Linked DNA regions of Mus musculus: region 1 is linked to region 2. Evidence: chromatin loops called from intact Hi-C (ENCODE). Cell type or tissue: left cerebral cortex. All regions are shown on one strand. Links, peaks and the distances in the headings refer to the core of each region. The heading gives the core; the rest is flanking DNA.

Region 1 (8,341 bases), core at 179-8,178, 110 kb after region 2:
GGCTTTAAAACCCTACTCCCTACCAGTCCCCCAAGCCCTGCTCCCTGGGTTGTATCTTCTTGACCTGGGGTAGGCCTGACTCTCTTCTGTGTTAAACAGCTGCTGCAGAAGCCAGCTACTCCATGTGCCACTGTTTGTCCTGGTTTCAACCTGGCAGGCAGTGGGACTGGGGATACTTGTAGATCAGTTTAAGCTGTTTTAAAGGCCCAGAGTTTGGTTCCCAGCAACCATGTGGCAGCTCACCCCATCTGTAACTCTGGTTCCAGAGCTTTCAATGACATCTCTGACCCTTGTAGGTACCAGGCACATGTGTCGTACACATACATACAGATGAAACACTAATATACATAAAACAAATAAATAGAAAAGAATTTAAAAACCCAGGGCTCTGGCTGGCCTCTGTAGGCCCCCAGTGCCAGCTCTGGCCTCCTGGTTCTACAGCATTTGGCAAGTTACTTGCTGCCTCTTAGTCTCCTTATCTTTGAGGTCATGACCTTTCAGGGCTGACACATTAGAGAGACTGGAAGCAGCATGGCATCTCAGTGATACCAGCTCTTGACACTTGATTAGGCTGTGACGGCTTGTCTGTGTTCTACTCTTTATGTTAGTTCCTGAATCATACGTTTGGCTTTTAGGATTTCATGGGCACTTTTGATTTTGTGAAGGGATGGGAGTAGCCTACCTTTTTCCCACTTTAGCCTTTGCCTAAGGCAGGATTCTAAAGAATGGCTTTCCTCTGTAGAGCATATTCTTACACACACACACACACACACACACACACACACACACACACACACACACACACTTTCCTAAAAACCCTGAGGCCCTGCAATCTGGCTAGAAAAGAAAGAAAACCATTCCAAGATATTTAATTGTACAGGGAGCTTACAGGATTGATCGAGAGCTTAGCTTTTTACAATAGTCCAGTGAATAAGAAATGCTCCTGACAAACGATCAATGATAGGATAATCACTCTTTATCCCTCGTCATTCTTACCTTCTTTCTTTCAGGAGAACAGGGTTCAGAAGTCAAAAATCTTTATAGACGCTGCTTTTAAATTAAGCAGAAAATAGACATTGACATATTTGTTAATCTCCCCTAAATCATTACCGGAGCTGGCTGCTCTGCTGTACAGGGAATGGGGCCCTTAGCAGGGCACAAGGGTGGCACCCACTTGAGAGCAGCCTTCACTCCTAGGACATAAAAGATTTAGAGACACTTTTCCTCAAAACAAAGCACAGACCCTGGGCCTTTTTACACACTTAAGACTTGTCAGCACCTCTCCTCGCCCTGTTTCTCTCCTGAGGTGGCCTTTGGGGAATACTGCTTCATTTCCTGACTCCTGGAAAGACAAGAGAACCATCGTATTATTTCATTATTCCTTCGAAATTCTAGACTAGTGCAATTGGCCCAACATCCCCTTTTCCTCCAACATGTTAAAACCATCATCGGCTTGCTTCCAGAAGGCTCTCCTCAGCCTGTTGTTCCTTCTCCTACTGCATCCAAATGTTGAGACTGCTCTTAACTCTGTGCAAACACAAGGAACCAGCTCTCCAGCTACTGCCAGGAGATCTGCTTCGCCAGTTTCATGACGATTACTGGGAACAAGTACAGGCTTTGGGTGTGGCCAGACCCGAGTGTAAATCCAGACTGAATTGCTTAACAGCCAGGGCCACTTTATACTTCAGAGCCTCTTTTCTGGTTTCTAAAGTGCAAAGGTGGGTATGAGGGTCAGAGAGAATATATATGAAGTGGCCTGAAAAGTACTTGAAGCACTGAGGATTCATCTTAGCAGCAGGGTAACAGCCATACAGCCCTAAATCTGAAGTAAGAGTGTGTGTGAATGTATATATTGACTTATGACATATATGATCTTGGGAAACTCAAGTGCACTGCCTGACAGAAAATAAATGCTTAATAAATTATGTATGGCCCATGTAGATACACATGTACATTCAAGTACAATGTTGGCTGCTTACCCAGAGGAATCTCGAAGAACTTGGAGTTCCCTGCTGAACTGTCTTCTCAGTCTCCTACCATCCTTTGGGCCCCAGAAAACTATATTTTTACATCCTTGACTAAAACAGTAGGAGAAGCTACAGACATTGTCCTGGTCTTAGCTGCACAGTAAGACTAAGGTGACTTGTGCCTCCTCATTCTGCGTCTTCTGCTGTGCCTTAGCCTTCTGAGTGAAAGGGTCCGCTACTGCTGAGGTCCGTTCTTCTCCAAGGAAAACCAGCAGTGTGATACTAACCAAAAGCCTCAGAGAAGTCCTGGCTGTCACTCCTTTGCTCTGTGGCCTTGATAATTCACAAAAGTTCTCAGTCTATCAATGCCCTTACCTGTAAGGTGCTAAGAAAAATACAGCCTTAGGCAGTTGTGAAGATTAATGGGGCCTGAGGCAGAAGGTCAGTGATTGCCTTCAGTGAGCACCCAAGACCCATGGGACCTGCTTCACAGATGTAAAACATGGGGATCTGGGCACCCAAAAAGTCCATAAGGTGAAGCGAGGTGCTCGAGTTCCATCCCTGTCCTTCTGTGTGATGAGGCTCACGTGGCGGCCCAGGGCCGTTCATAAGCATGTGATTCATAATGGCATAAGAAAGAAGGCCTGTTTCCAGACAGGCATATGCTTGGAACAGAGCTTTCTCCTCTGCATCCCATCACCTATGCTGACGTATTTGTCAGTGCTAGTGACAGAACACATGAGATTGTCCCCAGCACCAGGCTGTCACCTGTTGTTTCTTTAGCTAGATGTCCTCTTCCTTTCCTGGCAGACAGATAAATCTTCAGTATTGATTACAGACCCATCCTGAAAATAATTAGGGAGGGAATCAAACATAGGAATCAAACTCCTCTACTAAAACCTGGGCGTGAAAGTCTCTGCCCAAATAAAGTCTTGTGTGTTCTGTGCTTAGCAATCCACACAGCTGCTCTTCTCTTCCCCTCCTGAAATGTTGTCTCCTGGTCAGGGATTGGGAAACCAGGCAATAATACATGGAACCTGCTTTACTTGACTAAATGTACTACTTGGAGGTTAAACAAATCCATATCTGACATTAGAGGCTGTGGAGTACAGCAGCTTGCAACTTGGTGCTTAGCAGTTTCCCAGGCACCTGTTGAGGACGTGGTAAAACCAGCACTGCTGGTCTGTGCTCTGCTCTGAGGGGAGGCTCGTCAGTAATGATGGTCATGGTGTCCATGCACCAGTCTCGCCTTGTGAGGATAAAGGAGCCTTGCTCTAGGGCGCTGGACTATGAGAGTCCAGACCTGGGTGCTCACTTCACCTGCTCAGAAGAGGCCTGGAGAGCAGAGTTACCGCCACTGCTTTCATACTTGTGACCTCTATAGGACAAAGAAGACACGTGGGCTCCCTGTGACAAAGTAAGGACAGGACTATCATCTCAGAGTCTGTTCTGCATCAAAGACTTAGTGATGACAGTGGAAAGCCGGGCCCTAGAAGGAAGGACGGTGGCTACATCGATGCCAAGACTTCTGGTCACTGCTGAGTGTGACAGACAGGTTTATGTAATTGCAGGCACCCCAGAGCTAAGCCCCACTGAGCGGAAGGAGCTGGAGAGCAAGTTGAAGGAGCGGGAGGAGTTCCTAATTCCCATTTACCATCAGGTAGCTGTGCAGTTTGCTGACTTGCACGACACACCAGGCCGGATGCAGGAGAAGGGTGTCATTAACGTAAGTAACACAATTGCCATTTCTGACTTGTCAAAGCCTTGTAAGTGACATAGGCGCACAAGCTGCGAGGGCCAGATCAGCACGGTTTATGCAGATCAAACCATTTCCAGTTTTGTTTAAGAGATCTTTCTCCTTTTCTGTGTCCCCGTCATATAAAACAAAATGATTTAGGTTTCCTTGGAATCCTGACACCACTCTGAGGAGTCTAGTAGGAAACTGTGTGCCTTCATTAAGTGACATCAATCCAGGTGATCCCCAGACTGTGGAGTACTACAATGTCAAGGTTATGGTGACAGCTGATTCACCTTTGATCTGCATGAAAGTTGAGCTGACTGCTCAAAGCAGATCATTACCTTTCTAGTTCTCTGGGCATTCAGTCTCTCCTTCAAAACCACCGTGAGGCCTTGGGTAGCAGTGTTCTCTTGGGAGGCCAGTTTTGGAGTGTTCAAAGGCTTTCCTGGACAGTAGCTTTGTATGCCTCAGGTTCCTTCAGATTGAGTGCTAGTGCTGCAGTGACCACACTAACTCCTCTACCCTTAATGTGATTCTAGGATATCTTGGATTGGAAAACATCCCGCACCTTCTTCTACTGGAGGCTGAGGCGCCTCCTGCTGGAGGACCTGGTCAAGAAGAAAATCCACAATGCCAACCCTGAGCTGACTGACGGCCAGATCCAGGCCATGTTGAGACGCTGGTTTGTAGAAGTTGAAGGCACAGTGAAGGTATGTGAGGCACCTACCAACGAACCTGTACAGCGCACCTGAGAGTTACAAGGGTTGTCAAAGAATCTTCAGGACTTCGGGGGCAGGGTGTAAGAGAGGAACCTAATACCCAAACCCTCTCCTGTTCACACACAGCCAAATGCTATGCTCTCAGATCCTGTCAGAAAAGCTAGAAAGGCCTCTCTGTGGCTACAGAGTCATTTAGCAAACCATTTGTAACACTTACAACACACTAGACCCTTGGGGCTTAGCAGTGAGAGACAATATTCCTGCCTACACAGGCACACCGCAGTTTACACATAAAAAGCAGAGGACAACTTGAAGGAACTGATTCTTTTCTTTTGCCATGTGGGTTCCTGGGATCAAACTCAGGTCTTCAGCCTTGGTAGCAAGTGTCCTTAACAGCTAAGCCATTTTGCTGGTCCTATTTTATCAGGCTATTAGACAGATATACTTTGTCATTTATTACTTGTGTGATCAAAATCTTTGGTGACTGTCAGATATTGATGGAAAGTGGCTGGTGGCCTTGTCCTACAGAGGGCCACTCCAGTCTCCTCAAAAAAGCTACCTGGAGTCTTTGCTAATGACCTTTCTCATCAAGGAGCTGTAAGACTCAACCATCAGTTTTAAAGCCAGTGATGTGAAGTATTCTGAAATTCACCTTTGTGTTAAGTCTGCCTGTTTCTTTATGACCGGGAAGCTTCTTGGATAAATATTTCAGACGTACAGCAGGGGAGTGGGACATTCTCTGACATTTGGTTCAGGTTAAGGTCAGTCTCTGGCATCATAATTGAGTGAGACAATTTTGTCAGTGGCTACTGGCAGCTTCTAGTGGAAGTTGGCATTGAAAGTCATGCAAGTGTAAAATAAGAGGTTGTTCTCCAGTTAAGAGTGGCCAGCTAGGTAAATGGAGTGTGTGTGTGTGGCCCATACGCCTCCCTACCACATTAGTCACTAATGGACGTGCACAGCCTCGGTGGGCACAAGGATGAGGAGAAGGAATAGCTTCCCTCCAAGCATGAAGTGAATAGATAGGTCCCTCGCTTGCTCCTTAGTGGCATCCTCCCAGGGGGCAGCGTGTCTAAAGAAACCAGCCACTGCTATCTCTCATCAGTGTGAGCTCTATGTGCACAGGCTCCTGGCTGGATTGAGTGCAGAAGACACTGCAGGCACACAGCTCAGGAAGAGGCTGTCTGCACATTAAATACCTGCGATCCCCAATAGTTGATACTATTTCCTTTGCCCGTGTTTACAGAATATTGCATTCCCCGTGAGCTCTCCTGCCAGAGGACAGGAAAGAAAGGAAGGACAGCTGAGCCTGTGAAGTCAGGACATGCGACTTTGAAACTTCCTGCCACATTCTGCAGGCTCAGCAGGACCTGGTTAGTGTAGGATAGGTGATAAAATCGGCAGCGCCCTTGAGAGGAGGCAGTGCTGAAGGTGTAGTGCTGCCTCTGCAGGGCACACAGAAGCTGCCTGGTGTTAGAACATGGCTGAAGCACTTGGAGTGTGTCTTCTAATAGTGACAGATTTCATGTGCTGTTTCCCTCAAGCGCAGACACTGATAGAGTCTTTGTTTGAGTGGTAGGTCTCTGTTACTGGTGCAGAAGTCATAAAGTAATATGCATTTATGACGTCATGAAAGGATAGGTGTTTATTAGCCATGCTTTGTATTGTTTTTTTCCCCAAGAGAGTTTGTTTTCTTGAGCGATTATGAAACTTCTATTCCTTTAGAGACCTTCATCCCATGATTTCTAGGATTCCATTTGGATCCACTGGGCAGTCCTGTTAGAGGAAGTTCTTGGGTTTATGGCTCGTGGTCTCACTGTGGTCAGAAGCAGCTTCATAACCACAGCTCCCTAAGGAAAAGCTTCATGAGCTATGGGTGGAATTAGGCAGTGCAAACAGTACATGTTTACTTCATGAAGATGGTTTCTGTTTTGATTTCTAGCTCCACAATTTGAGGTATAGAGCTTTTTAACAGGCCGATTGGTTCTGTGCCTGCAGATCACAGTTAAGACTTTCCATGGAACACTGGAGGGGGGGGGGGGGTTTGAGATCTCAAACTCTGAGGTTTCCATTTTTACATTTATTTGCTTGAACACATTATTTGAACCCCCATTCCCTTATGTATAAAATGGGGATAATGTTTATGGTGTCGAAGGCAAAGCATGTTAGAAGTTAAATAGCAGCCAGACTTGGTGGGGTATACCTTCAATCCCAAAACTCAGGGATGGGATTTCTAGGCTAGCCAAGTATACATAGTGAGACCTTGTCTCAAGAAGAGAAAAAGGAAGAGGGAGGGAAGGGGGGGGGAGAGAGAGAGAGAGAGAGAGAGAATGTGAGTGTTAAAGTATAAGACTTGGTCACGCTGTCATATCCTGGAAGGATTGCTGGCTCACAGTAGTGTCCTCAGGGCTTGGTGCCCTAATTTATTCTAATTGTCCATAGTTATCTGCTTCCGCTTATTCTGGATTTCCAAATGGAATGGGATCTTGTGTTGAGAGGTCTCTATTGCCTCAAGGAACCTATAGATAGTTCACTGTACCAGGGAGGGATAAGGTGAGAGCTAAATGTCAACACTGGCCTGGCCCAGCCATGGAATCTAGCAAGCCACTGCTTACACAATCTTTTTGTGGTGTTCTCCAAAGCCTCTGAAGGAAATGACCTTGGGTGTTAGAAGGTCATAACCTTGGAAATACTGATATATTAAAAACAATCTTTCTAGAGTGTGTATATCTCCCTCATCCTCCCACCACCACCCCCCCCACACACACACACACACCAGGTCAGATGGCTCCTAGGCATCTCTCCAGCTGGAAACATCTCTTAAGCAGCCCACACAGTGGAGTCATTTGTAGGCGTGGTAGTCAGGGCTCACAGCCACCAGGTTGTGCCCTAGTCACTCCCTGGCCCTGTTCTACTGTTGCTTAGGGAGAGCTTAACAGCTGTCCAGTGCATTAGAAATGAACCTTTTCAAACAGGTCATTTAGATTTTGTAAGCTAGACTAATTATTACATATAATTAGTGAGGCTGAGTGGTGCCTGAGATACTTATCCATTGATGCAGAAAGAGTGTCTGTTGAACATGTATTGTAAGACAAGCAAGTGTTGTGATGTTTAATTATTGATATTTTATTGATATTAAGATGCTCTGGCTGGGATGTCAGACAAGTGGTCCCAGGCTGTCAGGAGGCTAATAGCCAGCATTTCATATTTGTTTAAAATCCATATTAGATAGCTACATTTTTATAATTCTAAGGAAGACCATGATAATGACTTTTCTCCCTTGGAACAGAGGTGGCCTGTCCTTCCTCATGACTGTTCTTAAAGGCAGCTTACTTTTCCTAAATGGAACAGAATAACTCAGAGCAGAGAGTATGGTAAACCCTCCCAGACTGATTCAGACAAAACAGCATTGAGAAAACGCAAATAAGTTTCTTTTTGTTAAAGACACAGTTGATTAGAACTCAGAGTCTCTATCTTCATGTACTTTGGGCTTCAGGCTTAGTGGCAACATCCAGTCGTGTTCTGAACAAACTGTGTTTCATACACAGGGTCCATAGGTTTAAGCATCTAAAAGCTTGGAATGTGGCACTGTAGTTCTGCCTGGGAACTGTTATAGAATGTTGAGAAACACCTTTAGTAGCTTGTGGCTGCGGGAGGGGAAGGCAGGAGTGTTTACTCTAGAGGGTAGCTGACTTTCTCCAGTGTAGTGTGTGAGCATCGTTAGAAGCTGGCATCTCGTTAGCTAATGCATTACACCAATCAAGGAGAGTTATCTTAAGCCACAATTAATCTGCTCCCTGGCATATGTTGATAGCAAAGCATCATGCTGTTTCTTAATTAAAAGCAAACGGATTAAAAATGATTAATAAGAGTATTAAATATTCTCCTAAACTAAAGGCGTTGGAACTCCTGAGTGA
Region 2 (8,341 bases), core at 331-8,330:
CTAGCTATTCTGCATCCACCTTCCCCACAGCTGCTCCCTGCCAGACCTGATTCCCAATTAACAGCTAGTCATGCAGTCCCTAGGACTAGCAGCTTTGCAAAGGTAAATCACATGCACTGATAGAACTTGATTGAAGCTGTTTGTTCTCCCTTCCCCCCACCCCTATGGGAAATTGTCCACAGCGCAAATCATGGTGAGAAGCAACTGAGACTCAGTACACGGTGGCCCTGACTTTATGCTATAGGACCTAGAAGTTGTTTTACTTGGTCTCTGTTTTATCTTTGATGCCTGCACTTACAGATTTATATTTATTGCCTTTGTATCAGGTGGCTTAATAGGAGCCTAGAATAATCACCCCCTGAGGAACTTATGCCTCTTATTTTGCCTTCACTCTAGGTTCTTATTGCTTCCCATTTGCCATCATATGAGCTTCGCCATAACCAAGTAGAGTCTATCTTCCTATCAGCCATTGACATGTATGGACACCAGTTTTGCATTGAGAACCTGCAGGTATTATAATGGCTCCTTCCTACCACTTTACACTCCTGTCTCTTTTATTCCCATAAGCATTGTTCAGTTAAAGATTTAATAGATTAATTTTGACTTGTATGTCATGAAATTTCATTCCTTGAATTTTAAAAATGATTTATGTTTATGGTTTTCTTTTTTTTTTTTTCGTAAAAACGTTGCAGGATCATAGCTTAGCCTTAAGAATCAAATGAGCCTTCTTCGATAGAAGTGTCTTATTGAAGTCTCTATCTTTTGAAAACATTCTACACCAGAATTAATTGGCAGCATTATTTGATTTCTGGTGCTTGAATCAGATGTGTATATAGAGATGGTTGTTCCTCTTCTAGAGACAAAGCTATTTAAATATCATTTAACTTTAATTTTATTTAAATGCTTAGTACTACACTGTATAAAAAGCCAATTTTATAAAATTATTGGGTAATTTTGCTACAAATGAAGGACTTCAACTATTTTATAAATAACATCATTTTCTCAGGGGAGGCCTTTGTCTTTTCCTAGTGTGAAACCAGAACACTGCTATTATGACTGGCCACAGGAAGATCCATGCTTTCTGTAGGACTCCTCCTAGGGAGCCTAGAAGCTGAGAGGGATCTTTTTAATTATGTGGTTCGTAGTTGATATCTAGGGTTTCCATTACCTTTCAAGCCTGGGATTTCTGACAGTGGAGTCTTAGGCAGTATTTAGGAAGTACAAGTAGAGGTCCGAGAGGATAGTACTCATAAGCACATACATATATTGGCATATTATTGGTATATTTCAATAAACAGTTCTAACAGTTTTACGTGTCTAACCAATATAATCCTCAAGGCAGCCCTGTGGGACAAGGTGTTATGTTCTCCACAATAGCTCAGGAAGGAGAACCAGAACCATGATGCTCATTCACCAGCAGAATTCTTAGATCTTACTGAGAACGTCAATATCCTTTTGCCTTCCAGAAACTCATCCTCTCGGAAACATCTATTTTCGATGTCCTCCCAAACTTTTTTTACCACAGCAACCAGGTGGTGAGGATGGCAGCTCTGGAGGTGAGTGTTGGTGTGTCACACGGCCTTTCCATGGTTTTTATGTCTGTTCTGCTGTCAGTTCTTTTCTCTTCCTCTTTTCTTCTGAAATGCTGAATGCTCAGAGTCAGGTGCTTTAGCTGATGTTTTATCTGCATTCATTGCCAGCTTCTGGGTCAAATAATAGGGAAACGGCTGCCAGGTTTTCCAATAGTCTATTCTGTCCAGGTACTTGAATTTTTCCATTTTAGAAAGAGTTAAGACTCACAGTAGCATAAGTGAAAGCTGTATGGTTGATCCGCACATATTACCGTACCGTTTTGTTACTAGAGCCAAATATTAGTTCTGCCGTGAACTGCGGTTTGGGTGCTTTATGTTTTCATCTAACCCTACAGCTGCTTTATAAAGTTAAAAACAAGTAAGCAAACAAACACAAACGAGGCTGTGAGGTCAGGGGACTTGCCAAAGAAAACCACATATTAACCAGAGGAGTTTGCATTTGGTCAGCTTGACTCCAAAGACTTTTGCATCACAGCACACCACCTCATTAAACACAAAAATTGCAGACCCTGAATGATTTCTTAACATTGTCAAGTAGATATATTTTGAAAGCAGTAGGGAGATGTGTTTTCAATGATTTCATGTAATAGAAGATCACATAGTCTGTTGCTAGCTTTCTCAGATAATTTTTATTTGTATTCTGTGGGTAAAATGTAAAGTATCAGATATTTGAAATATCTTGGTGTTTTTCCAGGCTTTCATGTCGTCTAATACGACGCCTCCTTCTGTGCCTCTCATGCTGACAGAACCTCATGTAGCATTGCATGTGCTTGGCAAACTGAACATGAAGTTTGGGGTGGGGGGCTGCTGGGTTTTGCAGAGATGCAGTCTGTTGCAGTTTCTTTAAGTACTGAATCAGGTTAGTGAGTTTGAGTTGTTGTGTTACATTATGCCTCCTGCTTTTACATATGGTTGAGGATAGAAATGCTTCAATACTGACCTGGAGCAGTTAAGATGGGTGGAGGGGTATAAGATAGATAAAAAGTTGACCATGACAGTGATTTTCTGTTTTCCCTCTTAATTCCTCAATGTAGCCTGGAATCAGCACCTCTTACTTTTCTCACTAATCTTCTGTTGGAACCGTTATGCTAATAAATTAGTAGTTATGATTCTGTATGGTGTCTTTTGCTAAAGCTAAAACTGCCAGTGTTTAGGGTAATAGGAAAGGTTTGCCATGCCCCTGGGTATGCAGCGGTGCTGCCTTGTTTTCATTTTATTTTGCTGTAGTTAGAGTCATAGGTAAAACATTAAAACCCCAGCTTTAAGGGTCTTGCACCCTCTTACCTCACGGCAAACTGCCATCTCGGTAACAGATGTGTCTTTTCAAGACGTCCTTGGTGCAGCCATTGTCTTCATTTCTGTTTTCAAAGTGTATTTACTGAGGATTACTTTTTAACCAGGTGTATGTTCGAAGGGCTTACATTGCCTATGAACTCAACAGCGTACAACACCGCCAGCTTAAGGACAACACCTGTGTGGTGGAATTTCAGTTCATGCTGCCCACATCCCATCCAAACAGGTGAGTTGAGCTGGCACATGCACCTGAGCTAGCCAGTGACCTAGTAAGGTACAATTAAGAGGGGCACTAAATGCCAGTTCCTTGATACTTATAGCGAGAAATGTAGGTAAACAAATGGGCAGACTTGAATGAACCCTGAAGGAGGTGCTTCTTGATACCTATGTCTTCATCTGGGGAGATACAGTATGGTTTAGTTATGACAGATGGTCAGGGATATCTTGTTCATTCTTGCTTGTATAAGTAATTAAAGAACCTCCTCCCTCTCTCCCTCCCTCTTTTCTTTCCTACCTTCTTTTTATTCCTTCTCTTCTTTCCCCATGAGCGTTTGACTTGCCAGACCCTCCCTACCACTCCAAAATAAGGCAGTGGTTGAACAGGCAGCAACCTGTGTACAAGTTCTGCTTTGGCCTGCCCTTGTGCTGTCTGTGGGCTGGTCCACCTGACCAGTCTTTGCCTCCCGTAACACTGACACCTGAATTTAGCAGTTGGAATTTCATCAGCCATTTTTTAAAAGTCATACTTGAGAGCCAGACTTTTTGAATATAAATTAATGACTTAATTGGCCATCTAGTTCCATTATTTTTCTTTCCCTAAGTCCTTTAAAATGTGCATATTTAAATTTGTTTTGCTTTGGGTTTAAAATGAAAATAATTTATTTATATACTTATTAAAAATATTCTGTGGCAATGAAATTCCAAGAACTCCAAGCCATACATATGTTCATCCCATCCTGTATTTTTATTGTTTTTAGTAAGACCACAGGAAATAAAAATACCACAGCCAATCATACCCTGCTCCTCTCCATTTCTTCTTTATTGCCTTGGTCCTTCACTGGTGTTACAAACCACTATGTCTTTGGGGATCCTTCGTTATAGACATCAGAAATGGTTTTGTTCTGAATTGCCACTTCACCCAAAGCAATAGGGCCTTTCTGGAGACAAAGCAGTCTGTGCTGAGAGCGTTGGCCACTGGATGCCACTGTTGATCCAGCAGCGGTCGGCAGATGAACAGAGGCATCTTCAGGAAAAGTACGTCTCTTCTTTGTCTTAGATGATCCTTTCACTTTTCCACCTCAAAAAGTGTCTTGTGGCTGGCAGAGAAAAGCATATATCCTTGATTTAGCAAGCATCTCTCAGTACATTTTTGCCTCTGTGGATTTCAGAATCTCATTTTCTAGAAACGAATGGTTGTCCTTCATCGAACAGCGAAGTACTTGTGGCACATACGGGCTCCACATCAGGTCTTCTTTCTTTTCCTGCATTCCTTGAATAATTGTAGAGAACTACATGCTATACTTAATGCTTTGTAATTCTCAAGACAACCTCTCTTTTTTCCTGCTTTTCTCCTGCCTCTTTCCTGTGGCAGTGATTTGTAGTCAGCCTGCAGAGCTCCTCCTGACTTCCTTCCACATTGCTCCCCTGGTCTTTTGAATTGTTCTGACCCTATCTTACTTTTTACATTTATGTGTCTGTATCTGTGTGTGTAAAGACAACTTGCAGGAGTTGATCCTCTCCTTCCACCATGTAGATCTAGGAAATGAGCCTGGTCAGCCATCGTGCTTGGCTGGCAAATACCTTTATTGTCTGAGTCATCGCAGTAGCCACATCTTTTACAGTTTGAATCTGTATGTCTAGTTTCGAGAAAAAAGTTGACTAGAAATTGAAATGCTTAACTGTTTCATTTAGAAGCCATGCTCACCTTTCTACATAAAGGTGGTCAATCTTATTTTATCCTGACATGGATCCAAAATATTTTTGTCCCTCCCAACATCCATAATGTAAATACCCCTATGGATAAAGGTCAGATTTGAAAAGAAGTATAATCTATAGATCCTGATGTTTTTCTTGATCTTGTGGGTAATATTAAAGCTGCAGGAATGCCATCACTATTAATAGAAGTGGTATTTCTATACCTATGCAGGTAAAGATAAATGTAAAGTAAGGATAAATAATCTTTGTGAAAACCATAAAAACTGCTGGGAAGTGGCTTAGTCAGTAAAGCTCTTACCACACAAAGATGAGGACCCAAGCTTAGATCCCTAGCACCCACATTAAAGACAGGTACAGGGCATGCATTTGTAACCCCATGCTGAGGAGGAAGAGGCAGGCAAGCATGTGCACACACACACCCCAACCCTCAAGTCTATAAAATGTGTAAATTTTTTTAAGCTCTAAAGCCATTTTTAGTTTATGATCAGATGATAACATTCGATCATGGAAGGATATATTTAATTTCAACGAAAATCTTATTCAGAAAGTTACAGATTTGCTACTTGATTTAACATTGGGTAAGATTTTATATTTGCATATATATATATATATATATATATATTTATAATATTTGAAATTATAAACATATTCTGATACCAATTGATGTACTATAATTTAATTTTGATTTCTACCCAAAATCTGGTTTGATCAAAACTATCAGATAAGTGCTCACCCCCCCATGGAGCAGCCCCAGGCCGCCCACAGTTTTGTCCAGTGCTCTACAGAGCTGGTAGTCTCTACAGCTTCTCGTTGAATAAATAAGCTTCACAATTTTATTTGCAGTTCTATCAAATTTTTGTTTGTTGAACAGGCTCTCACTATGTAACTCAGGCTGCCTGCCCCTCCCCCCTCCAATTCACAGTCCTCCTGTCTCAGTCTTGTGCCTGCTAGGGTTATAGTGTGGCCATTGTGCTTTATTTTAGCTGTATTATAGAGAATATAGATCAGAACCAGGCAAATAAAACATATGGAGGGAAGTGTGGGAGGGCTTCAGATGCAGCTTCTTTGTTCTTTTTCTGCGGAATCCAGGCACGCCACATTCTCAGCACATCAATGTGTTCACTAGCCAGGAAACTCCAACAAGCTTGTGTCAGGTTTTTATCAAGGTTTCATTTCATAGGCACGATTGAGCAAATCATAGGCCACACGAATGTACTCAATCTCTCCTCCCCAGAGGTCAGGTTAGCATAAAGCCGTAACCCTCTAAGCACATAGTTGGTGTTTCTAGTGACTAGCTTCTATCTGGAGTCATGTGACCTCTTAGCATAAGCTCAGATAGGATGCATGAATAACAAAATACTCTCCCAGTGCTTGGGAAACTCCAAGGATTTGGAGTCTTTCTCCTGGCAGCTGAACAATGGCTGAAGACTTACAATAAACCTGGTCACCTTTTTAAAAAGCTTAGCTAATTTTTCTAGCCTCAATATTTTTCTTTCATTCTGTTTTAAGGATGGTTGGAATTATTTAAGGGGTACCTTGAAAATGCACGTATTGGTATCCTGCCTTCCAAATTCTGATTCATTTTGGATTAGGGTCCCGTCAGTGACTGTAAACTTCCTCTGATATTCAGCACTATGTAGTAGAATCTATTTCAAACCATATACATAATTTTAAATTTCCTGTTAGCTACATTTGAAAGTACAAAAAGAAACAATTTTAATAAGTCATTTAAACCAGTAGATGTGAAATATCTTTTAAATATATAATAAAAATTATGAATGTAATATTTTTTATTTTCTTATTCCTACTTAGCCCTTGAAATTCAGTTAATTTTACCCGGGTAGCATGTCTACCAGTAACATGTCTAATATTCATTCCCTAACTACATTCAGCTAGCTACTGCCATACTATTCAGCTCAAATCTAGACCAAAATTTAATTAGAACAATAATATTGAGTCCTTTTGTTACATTTATGGTATAGTCCCTAGGAGAGAGGGAGAAAAACACCTCTTAGGTTGCTATTATTAGTAGTTGTAGGAATTATCTGTACCAGATGCAGATTTACATTATAATATTTTACACATGCTTCAATAATTACTGTCAAAATAGAAAATATACAGAAACAGAGAATCATACATATATCAGTGCAAAGCAGATTATAATCCTTTCTCCCAGTTCCGGTTAACACAAATTCTTTGGGAAGAAAATGTTTTGGGGACTGATATCGTTTTGAGACAAGTTCTTAACTACAGCCTAGGTTGGTCTGCAGCTCCCATGTAACCATGGATGACTTTGATCTCTAGATCCTCCTGCCTTCATTTCCTGAGGGAGAGGATGGCAGGAGTGTACCTCCATATCTGGCTTGAAAATATACGTTTTATATAGCCAGTTACTTTTTACATCTTCTTTCTAGCCCTAGATTTATATTGTTCAGCACTCCGTTAGGAATGTTTTTGTAAGCTGCCATAGCTAACAGAACCATGGGGTTACCTTGCAGGAGTCTCACTTCAGTTTTTGCCTGTTGATTTGACTTCCATAGGATGATGCACAAGAACATGGATCACTGACTGTAACCCGACAGCAGCAGTGGGTGTTGTCGTTGTTGTTGGTTTTGTTGTCATTTGTTTAGGGAAATGCAGATGTCTTTTGAATTGAAGGCCCATGTTTTGTTTAGATTCTTGGAACATAGGCAAAAGTAGGTTTATAATGAGTAGGGCATCTCTGACCAAGAACAGATTCCTTTGTAGCACATTTGGTTAATTGGCTTACAAAGTTTCCATAGGCTTTTTTCCTCAAGATTCTATTTATTTTATTTTATGTATGCCGGTGATTTGCCTCAATGTATGTCTGTGTATCATGCCCATGCCCGGTGTCCTCAGAGGCCAGAAGAGGGCATTGGATCAGCATTATAGTGGTTGTGAGCCACCATGTGGGTGCTGGGAATCAAACTCAGGTCCTCAGGACCACCACTGCCTGGTCTGGAGTTACCTGTTTCTTCTCGTTTCCTTCTCTTGAACAGTGGCTAATGAATAGTTAGAAATCTGTGACACGTGTCTATTTTTTGTATATTTCCTGCTTGTACTCTAAACCTTCTTAGAACTTAGATTTTATTTGCTGTTGTATATAATTTTAAGTGTCAGTTTTTTACTGACCATTATCCTAATATTTTTAATTTTGACGACTTGTTAGATGATTTGATGTTAGGATTTCTCTTAACCTTGAACATATTTAATGTTCTTCAGTTACTCTGTGTAAGTTAATATTCTAAAATATAGATATTTTATACAAATTTATCTAAACCACATTATGCCATAAATTCTTTGACAGCATATGACTATATTATTAACAAACTGGGAGTACAAAATTTAAAACTCAAAATATATTTTGTATGTAACACACAGTAGTTAACTTGGGCAATTTTAAAACCTTTTAATTGATTCGTCATTTATAAAAGAACCAAATGTTGATGTTGGAGATGGAGGTATATATACTTCCTGTATATTTCTATACATATTTTATA

What was found. Peaks named below come from ENCODE experiments on the same cell type or tissue, not always from the same donor. Only the 100,000 strongest peaks of a DNase experiment are listed, where the experiment ranks them.
Region 1: a loop joins it to region 2, with 2.1 times the contacts of the local background. A loop is called at or near these places in 5 of 42 quality-filtered maps.

Annotation. Positions count from the first base shown.
Region 1 is chr11:84,387,972-84,396,312 of GRCm38, forward strand. It overlaps Acaca (acetyl-Coenzyme A carboxylase alpha), which reads left to right. Exons shown (of 54, transcript NM_133360.2): 51 at 3,539-3,693; 52 at 4,245-4,415. Among named protein-coding and RNA genes, the nearest start is that of Aatf, 120 kb to the right of the region's middle. In left cerebral cortex, for the core only: CTCF peaks have their summits at 4,291 (motif pointing left) and 4,493; a DNase peak (open chromatin) is centred at 1,526.
Region 2 is chr11:84,277,400-84,285,740 of GRCm38, forward strand. It overlaps Acaca (acetyl-Coenzyme A carboxylase alpha), which reads left to right. Exons shown (of 54, transcript NM_133360.2): 25 at 397-510; 26 at 1,467-1,556; 27 at 2,993-3,111. Among named protein-coding and RNA genes, the nearest start is that of Acaca, 86 kb to the left of the region's middle. In left cerebral cortex, for the core only: a CTCF peak has its summit at 4,085; DNase peaks (open chromatin) are centred at 4,106 and 5,850.